Linked DNA regions of Homo sapiens: region 2 is linked to region 1. The links are chromatin contacts, found by Hi-C or POLR2A ChIA-PET in ENCODE. All regions are on one chromosome and are shown on one strand. Each heading gives the region's core, a stretch centred on a gene start or an enhancer-like site at or near the end of the contact. The rest is flanking DNA. Distances are from core to core; before and after follow the strand shown. Region 1 holds the start of GCNT4 (glucosaminyl (N-acetyl) transferase 4). Region 2 holds the start of HEXB (hexosaminidase subunit beta).

Region 1 (4,344 bases), core at 290-2,789:
ACGCTGCTGATAATATTTCTCGCGGCTGCGTGGGACACTCCTCGTCTCACCCATGAGAGCGAGCTGCCTTCTGTCTGGTTGGGCGATTCCTGCAGGGCCTGAGCCTCCGCAGAGCCCGGCGTTCAAGGAGAAAAAAGGAGCCGCGGATGTGAGTTTGCTTCGTCACTGCCTTGTGAGCGACTTTGGGCAAGTTACTTAGCTCTCCTGACCTCAGATTTCTTGTCTAATGTGGGAGGGAACCGAACGTGGATGACGCTCCGGGCAGCGGCGGAGAGCCGAGATCACCGCGCGCGCCTGAGAACTTTGTCCGAAGCGCGGCCCGGGGACTGGGAGCGCAGGGCAGGGAGCTCCCTCTGCGGGAGCGCGGAGGCGCTCCTACTTTCTCCGCACGTCACGGGGGCCGCTCAGCGCTCTCCCACCCCGGGCCGGGCGAGAGCGGCTCCCCAGCAGGGCGACGGAGGAGCGCGGCGAGAGCGAGCCGCCGCGGAGAGCCTGGGAACCCAGAGCGCAACCCTCGGCCCCCGCCGGGGCGGCCTCCGCAGCCGCACGGACCCCGCGTTCGGGGCTGGCCCGCTCCCTCTCGTAAGTCGACTTGGCCACGCGGGGGAGCGAGGGTCGCCCGGGGCTGGAGATGTTAACCCGGTCTCAGCCTCGTCTCCGCCGGGACGCCCCGACCCTCTGCTCCTCACGACTTTCGTTTTCCCGCCGGGGAAAACTTCGGCGCCGCGTCCATCTCCAGGCGGCAGGCGGGGGCGCCCTCTCGGAGCCGCGCGGGGAACCGGGCTGAACCCCGGCCTCTCTCCGCGCCTGCAGGAGCCCCGGGGCCACCAGAGCGCGCGGCGGACGGACACAGCGTCACGGGCCGGGTGGGCGACCCGGCGCGCGCCTAGCAGACGCCGCAACTTCGGGGCTCCCCGCGGCAGCCGCCGCCTGCGGCCAGACGCGGGGAAGTTCCCCGAGGCCAGCGGGGGGAAAGGGCAGCGGGCGGCGGGCGCGGAGCGTGTCCTGGATAACGGGCGCGGGCCGCGGAGCCGGCTTCCTGGGCTCGCGGGCGGAGTGGAGCCGCCAGGCTGGAGTCGCGAGCGCGCCGGCGCCGGGCTTTCCCGGGACTCTCCCCAAGTGCCAAGAAGCGGCTCGTGGGCGCGCCCTTGCCGGGAGCAGGGGCATCCCGCCGTCCTGGCCCTTCAGAGCCCAGCGCCGCCCAGCCTGGCCCGCGCCGCTGCGAGGCGCAGGGGGCCCGGGGGAGCTACTGAGCCCGGCTTCGTGACGCTTGCCTTTCGGAGCCGCTTGCCGCTTCTCCGCAGCCCTGGACCAGAGGGGACAAGCGATGCTGCCCGAGCCCCCGCCCCTGGGCTTCGGGACAGGGACGCGGGGCGCCTGAAAGGACTGCTACCGCGGCTTCTGCGCCAGGGCAACCGGGGCTGGAGGGGGCCTCCGAGTTGTTCTTTGGGGGCGGAAGCTGCGGGCCGCGCCTCCCAGGCCGCGCCCTTCCCAGAGACCAGTTTCTGGGCTTTTTAAGGTCAAGTTTTTTGTGCCGCAGAGCGGGCCGGGATCGTCTGCCTGCGAGGTGGCGGTGCCTACCACAGCGGGTCGGGAGCTTCTGGGATCCGAGCCGAGAAACGGGACGCTCGAGTCCATTTGCAGTCTTCACGTAGGAAACGGTGCTAGGTAAACGGGGCGAGTGGGTGTTTTGTAAATTTAAAGACTCAGCTTTCCCTGACGGGGAAGTTTTCCGAGTCACGTAGTCTGGGAAACAGTGTATTGTCCCCTCGTTGGGCAGGCAGAGAGGCGATATTGGCCTTGGGGCACTTTTTAAATTCATTTTTTTCTTTTTCTTTTTTTTTTTTTTTTTGTCTTTAAAAATGGAAGAACAACAAACCAGAAGATTAACAGAGTTGGGGCTAATATAATGCGTTTAATTGTCTCATGTGAGTAGACAGAAGTCGCCCTTTTTGATCTTGCATTCATAAAACATGTCCCTATTAAAGCATCAATAAGCCTAAAACATTCTAGAAACTAACAGTTCATTCTGACAGCTTTTGTTGATAGTCTCTTAAGGAAGTAAAATCTTTAAAAGTGAAAAAGTGAATCATTATAGAGAGCATATCCTATGTTGCACTTTCTAAGGATCCAATTTTGTGTGAGAAATGACCAGTTAAGATGTGTTGTTGATTTATCTCTTTCTGGTATCAGGAGAGAAACAATAGCCAAGGAACTGTGTGGCCGCTGAATTTTCTATGGGGAGACTGAAAGGAGTTTCCTGCTGCGGGGTGGTGGTGGGATGAGAAGGTTTATACTCTTTTCTTTGGGGGAAAAAGTTTATACTGATTTGCTAAATGTCACATCTCCTGCACAGAGGTAGGTGGGGTGAATGGCATAGTCGGGCAGTCAGAGTTAGCACTTTATGGCACCTGGCCAAGTGCCTTCAAGATAAGCAGGCCATAAATACAGGTGCTTCCCAAACTGACTTTGAATGACCTATGGTTGTTTTCTAGGAAGGGAGAGGGAGAGAGAGCAGGTAGAGGGCCCTGTACCTGACGGTGCTGTTTCTGCCTCATCCTTGACCCACGGGTGCTGGGAGCATGACCTGGTGACCTGGGGCTTATCACAGCACCACATAGGAGAGGTAAAACGGAGTCAGCTTCAGGGGATTTCCTTCTTAGGCTACAAGGCGGGAAGAAAGCAGTGAGACAGTAAAAATGAGCAAAGCAAGGCTGAAAAGTGAGTTCTTCAGGCCACCTGTGTTGAGCACTGGCTGTGAACCAGGCTGTGAACTGTCCCAATGTGAACAGCGCATTGGCTGCTGTGAGGCGCAGATGTGCTGCAGCTCACTGCATCTGTGCTGAGGCAGGAGGCCTTGCTGGGGAGACTGAAGGTGGGCTCAAGGATGAGTGGGAGCTGTGTAAACTAAGCAGCCATGGGGGAGGGGAGAGGTGAGAAAGGGGAGTATTCCCATCCCCGGGAATGGTGTGTGCTGAGACCAGAGGAGAGGAGAGCCTGAGAGGTGGAAGAAAAGACAGGTTCAGTATGACCTGAGGGGAGGATGGAGAATGGCACCGGGGAGGCCAGCAGATACCACTGCCAGGTGATGCCAAGGGGCATTGTGGCGAGTGGATCCTCAGGACAGTTTCACACCTGATAGTACGCAGATGAGATATGGATTAAAAGCAAAACAAAACTCCAGCTGCCCCGTGGAGAATGGACTTGAGGAGCCCCTAAGTAGACAGGGCTGGGTCAGAGGGTGCAGGAGGCCTGGCAGTTGAGACTGAGGTAGTGCCAGTAGGGATGACACGTTGGGCGGATTCAAGGCCGGCTCTGGAGAGACCTGGGGCTGAGTTTTGTGTAGGGTGTGAGAGCAGATGAGTTTTGTGTAGGGTGTGAGAGTGCAGCGTGACTCCCTCTAAGCTTGGGTGCTGGTATTTACGGAAACAGGGAACATTGGAGGAGGAAAGACAAGTTTGGTTTTATTGGGTCTGGGCAGCTTTCGAGGCTCCTAAGTGGAATGGCTTCCCTAGTGGCCACATAGTGCACTCGCTGGCTGACTCTCCACAGATGGTGGTCCTCTGTACGAGGGGTGTGGTCTGAATCCTGGGGTGGATGGGGTGGGGCGAGGCGGTGGTGTCTGAGGACTGGAAGCTGCTCCCAGAGTGAGAGGTGGGACGGAGGGCTAGGTACTTTAAGATGAGGGAGCCTTAGACATATGTGAATGCGATGGAGCGAGTTGGAAGGAGAAGCTGAACACACAGGATGTCTGGATCCCCTCCCCCTTGGATTGCGATGGTATTTTGATATCAAGCTCATGTAATGTAAACTGTCAACATCTTACAGAAACAGTGTTTTAAAGCACGTGTGACTGCGAGTGATTTACTTCACAGATCATACAAATGTAATGTTTAGGAGAAACATGGATGATAATCACGCAACAGAGATGCAGCATGGCTAAGAGCAAGGCCTCGCAGTGAGACTGCTGAGCTCCTGGGTCTGACTCTTGTCACTGCCTAGCTTAGGACCAGGCCCAAGCTTCCTGACATTCCTGTCTCAGTTTCCTGGTCTCTGAAACGGCACCACACCTAAGGGGTACGTGCTCTACAGCACCTCCTTGTGGGCTGTTGTAAGGATTGCCTGTGTGCATTATGCAAGCACATAAAGTGCTCAGTAAACCTTAGTGCTGGTGGTTTTATTATCATGATGCCATTTCTATCATTTCTGGTTGTAGAATCTGAAACGTAGAGAATGTTGAGAACCTGTCCAAGCCCATACAGCCAAGGAATGGCAAAGTTAAGGCCAGGATCCGATTTGCCTGACTCACAAGGCAAGGCACCTTCTACTTAATGTGTCAACAAG
Region 2 (4,344 bases), core at 1,102-3,601, 370 kb after region 1:
AGGGCTGTGAGGCAGTATGTCAAAGGTATGTGGGTTAGTTTAGCCTTCCAGGAAATGAAGGAGTGAAGCTATTTGTTTATTTTTAAAAATGAGTGACTAGCATGTGATGAACGCTGTTCTAGAAGCTAAAGAAGCAGCTATGCATCTAACAGCCAAACTCTCTGCCTGCAAAAAGCATACTGTTTCAAAGCAAGGTTTGTGATACAACCTGGGCTCTTCAGAGACAGGGGCTATGTGATGCTGAACAATCTGGGGCCTAGACTGTGTGTTCCTGACCACGTCGCACTTTGTGAACACTCCCATATTTCCAAATCTTTCCAACTCCACTGTGCTTTTACTCTGAGATACCTGCTGCTCCTTCTGAGTTCCTAGAATGCTCACATGCATGCCTTCAAGTCTTAGCCATAAGGGCCAACACATTTTATGACCTGCTTCCTAATAATACCAGGCATAATTAATGGCTGCTTCACTCAGAGGCCATGAGTTAGGCAAACTCTTCAGGTAATCACCCGCACATGCCTTGAAATACCAAGCCTTGCCTTCGAACCATCTCAGCTGATTTAAGTCCTGGTTATCTACCTATTGTTAACTTACATCACCCATGCTTTCTTGTCACAGTCAGTTCAGCATATTACCAAGTCCTTGTTTTACTTAGCAGTATGACACAGAAGGAAAATCCAATTCTACAAGCTGAACTCCAAGGCAAACATAATAAGCGTGTTTGTTTTTAAAAAGATTTCCAACCCTAGTCATGATCTTCTGAGACAACCTTCATGTACTTTCCATGCAATCTTTCTGAATATCCCAATGCAACCAAACACTTTGGTTCTACATCTTAACCCCACTCTGGCCTTAGCAGATTGGATACCAAAGGCTCATTAGTGTGTGTGTCTAAAATAGAGACTGATAATACCCATTTAGTTGTACAAAACAGAAGGAAACCATGAGCCTTCTGATTGTAGAGAATGAACCATTTCTGCCATCAGCATCTTGGGCCTCTGCAGCTTGAGCCTAGGCACCTGTCCTATCTGGGGTCAGAACACATTATTCAGTTAGTTTGACATTCCCTCCCCACCTGTTCAGGGTCCTGCAAGCACACTTAAGCTCTATAGTATCCACTGGGTACAGCGACAGGCTTGGGGAATGCCAGGAGGCAGTACAGTTAGCACCAAATTACAATTCTGCAGGGCACGATACGCCTTCAGGACAGTCCCACCTACACAGGTCTCACACTGAGGGGACAGTGTGTGGCGTCTTCAAACATCTCCCCAGGGGAACCTGCCTTGTCTATGGTGTGATTGGCTGACTCCCATGACAAAACTCACCCTGTCTGCAGCCAAAGGGTGAGAGAGACAGAGGCGCTATCTAGGGGTCTGTAAAAGAGGAAGCAGGGAGAGCAGGCAACATGATCGGTGTTGAGAAACAAAGTTGGATACTGCCTAACCACTGACCGCAGAAACGTAGTCAGATGCAAACATGTCACATTTTATATGGAAGAGATTTTAGGAGAGAGGGCAGTTTTAGGCAGTGCTCGAAACTGAGGACTTCTGCCATTTGAGCTGTTACCAGGAGATGTGAGGAGAGGTGAGGGGGCGAAACTGGCCTATAAATGACAGTCAGCTTTGGGGGATTCCTGGTCCCTCAAGAGAGCTTGTCTAAGCCCTTCGGGTAACTTATCCCTTTGCACGTCCTTCAAATAAGGAGCTGTCACTTTCCTCCCCAGCTCCGGTGTCCCCTCCGTCCATGCCATTTGCCCAACAAGGCCTCAGAGCAAACTCCCTCTTCCACTTACTATCCGGCTCTCAAACCAGGGTTCCTGAGCACCCAAGGTGTCCCTTAAGAAGCAGTAGGAGGGTGGGGGCAAGAGCGTGGGTTCAGTCCATGTGGCGCTGGGCAGATCGCCTGCCAGCTCCCAGGCGGTTTCTCGTCTGCGCAGTGGGGTGGTGAGGGTCTGCACAGCGCTCCGGGGTGGTCCGCCTCTCCCCTCCCCCAGGACAACTCCCGGCCGGGCCGGGAGCGCTCACCGTCGAAACGCTTCCTCCAGCAGGGTGCAGGAGGGGCCCGCCGTGGAATTGGGGCTGTGGCTGATGTAGAAGTTCTCCGGGGCGAGATGCAGCAGGTTCGGGGTCATCTTCACCAAGAGCGGCAGGGGCCACAGCGCCGGCCCCGGCTTGGCCGAGACGCTCGGGGCCCGAGCCGCCTCCGCCACCTGCACCACCAGCGCCACCTGAGTCAGCAGCGCCAACATCGCCGCCAGCAGTGTCGCCAACAGCAGCGCCAGCAGCATGGGCGGCCGGGGCAGCCCCAGCCCGCACAGCTCCATGGCCGCTCGGCTGCTTTCCGCCCGGTCTGCCGAGCCGGAGCCTCGGGACCCGACTTCCCGCCCGGCCCGGATCAGAGGAAGCGCGGCCGCGGGTGAGTCACCGAGTCAGATGACTGCGCGCGCCCGCCCCCGACTCCGCCTCCAGGCCCCGGGAGCGTCCTCGCCCAGCCCGCCCTGTCCAGGTCACCTCGAGAATTTCCTCCAGGGGTGCCCTCGGGTAGGAGCAGAGCCCAGACAGCAACCTCAAACACGGGATGGCTAAAGTAAGAAAAATGCCCGGTGCTGGCCGTACGTGGTGGCTCACGCCTGTAGCCCCAGCACTTTGGGAGGCCGAGGCGGGCGGATCACCTGAGGTCAGGAGTTCAAGACCAGCCTGGCCAAATTGGTGAAACCCCGACTCTACAAAAATACAAAAATTAGCCGAGCATGATGGCGGGTGCCTGTAGTCCCAGCTACTCGGGAGGCTGAGGCAGGAGAATCTCTTGAACCCGGGAGGCGGAGGTTGCAGTGAGCCGAGATCGCACCACTGCACTCCAGCCTGGGTAACAGAGCAAGACTCCGTCTCAAAAAAAAAAAAAAAAAAAAAGAAAAGAAAAAGAAAACGGCCCAGTGCACAGGCTCGGGACGCCAGGCCGACACCGGGTCGCCGCTCACGCTGTCAACACGGGCGCTCTCCTGTGGATCCCTGGCTTCGGTGAAGCTGGAGAAGCCAAGCTTGAGGAGCACCTTTCTCCTCTCAGCCCAACCACCAGATAACCGAGATGAGAGCTGAGTTTATTTGCTCCTAAGTCTAGGCTTTTCTGTAACAGCACTTCAGCTGTGGTCAATAAAGCCTTCCTATCAGAACTCCCTGGGGCAGAGCATGCCCAAGGAATCCTGAGAGAGAACATCTTGGCTCATCTGTGTGGGTCCCGATATAAAGGATCCCAACTGACAAGTTTGATTTCATAACCCATCCCTAAGGAAGAGCCAGTGAAGTCACATGACGAACACGGACTGGAGATGCCAAAGGGAGAAGAGGTGTTCTCTTACCAGAAGGAGAAAACGCTAGGCAGACCAAAACCACAGATCTGCTATATAAGTATTCTGAAAATGAGGGTGGAAGAGCTTTAAGGAAAGACTTCAAAGAAATGTAATGATTAGGCCAGGTGCGGCGGCTCACGCCTGAAATCCCAGCACTTTGGAAGGCGAAGGAGGGCGGATCACAAGTTCAGGAGTTCGAGACCAGCCTGGCCACCAAAGTGAAACCCCGTCTCTATTAAAAATACAAAAATTAGTTGGGCGTGGTGGCGGGCGCCTGTAATCCCAGCTACTCAGGAGCCTGAGGCAGGAGAATCGCTTGAAACCGGAAGGTGGAAGTTTTAGTGAGCTGAGATCACACCTCTGCACTCCAGCCTGGGCAACAAGAACAAGACTCCATCTTAAAAAAAAAAAAAAAAGAAAGAAAAGAAATGTAATGATTATTGGGCCTCAGAAAATGAGACCCCAAAGTGTGGCACTTTGGCATGTTGAATACTTGGAACTGAAGAAAAGAGAGTCAGAAGATCTTTCTGACCTTCTCCTGCCTTTCTTTCTCCTGCTCCCCTTTCTTCCCCAGAGCAAGCCATAGAAACTAGAATTCCTCTTTTTCAAAATGGGTCACAGAAACTAGAGCCACTGTTGGGCATGGTGGCTCACGCCTGTAATCCCAGCACTTTGGGAGGCCAAGGCAGGTGGATCACTTAAGGCCAGGAGTTCGAGACCAGCCTGGCCAACATGGTGAAACCTCATCTCTACTAAAAATACAAAAATTAGCTGGATGTGCTGGCACACGCCCGTAATCCCAGCTACTTGGGTGGCTGAGGCACAAGAATCACTTGAACCTGGGAGGCAGAGGTTGCAGTGAGCCGAGATTGCACCACTGCACTCCAGCCTGTGCCACAGAGTAAGACTCTGTCTCAGAAAGAAAAAAAAAAAAAGAAGAAACTAGAGCCCCTATGCCCCCAAAGCCAGTCATAAAATCTAGAAATATTACTCTAATC

What was found. Hi-C counts contacts between places; a loop is a spot of excess contacts on that map. ChIA-PET counts read pairs that join two places held with the same protein, here RNA polymerase II (POLR2A). Pooled maps may share reads with other maps.
Region 2: a loop to region 1 is called in a map of heart left ventricle, with 5 times the contacts of the local background. The contact joins the promoter of HEXB here to the promoter of GCNT4 in region 1. A Hi-C loop is called at or near these places in 11 of 168 maps with a recorded cell type or tissue (A673, Caco-2, IMR-90 and 7 more), 6 of 37 single-sample maps with no recorded cell type and 30 of 50 pooled maps. POLR2A ChIA-PET finds 5 or more read pairs at or near these places in 5 of 52 experiments (H1, activated T-cell, activated naive CD4-positive, alpha-beta T cell and 2 more).

The regions. Positions count from the first base shown.
Region 1 is chr5:75,049,753-75,054,096 of GRCh38, reverse strand. GCNT4 (glucosaminyl (N-acetyl) transferase 4) reads left to right here and starts at 1,539. Exons shown (of 4, transcript NM_001366737.1): 1 at 1,539-1,668; 2 at 1,870-1,928. RefSeq lists silencers at 283-652, 773-822, 1,043-1,292.
Region 2 is chr5:74,683,240-74,687,583 of GRCh38, reverse strand. HEXB (hexosaminidase subunit beta) reads right to left here and starts at 2,351. Exons shown (of 14, transcript NM_000521.4): 1 at 2,025-2,351. The coding sequence starts at 2,323. RefSeq lists enhancers at 1,374-1,463, 1,474-1,523, 1,584-1,633, 2,139-2,639 and a silencer at 2,324-2,663.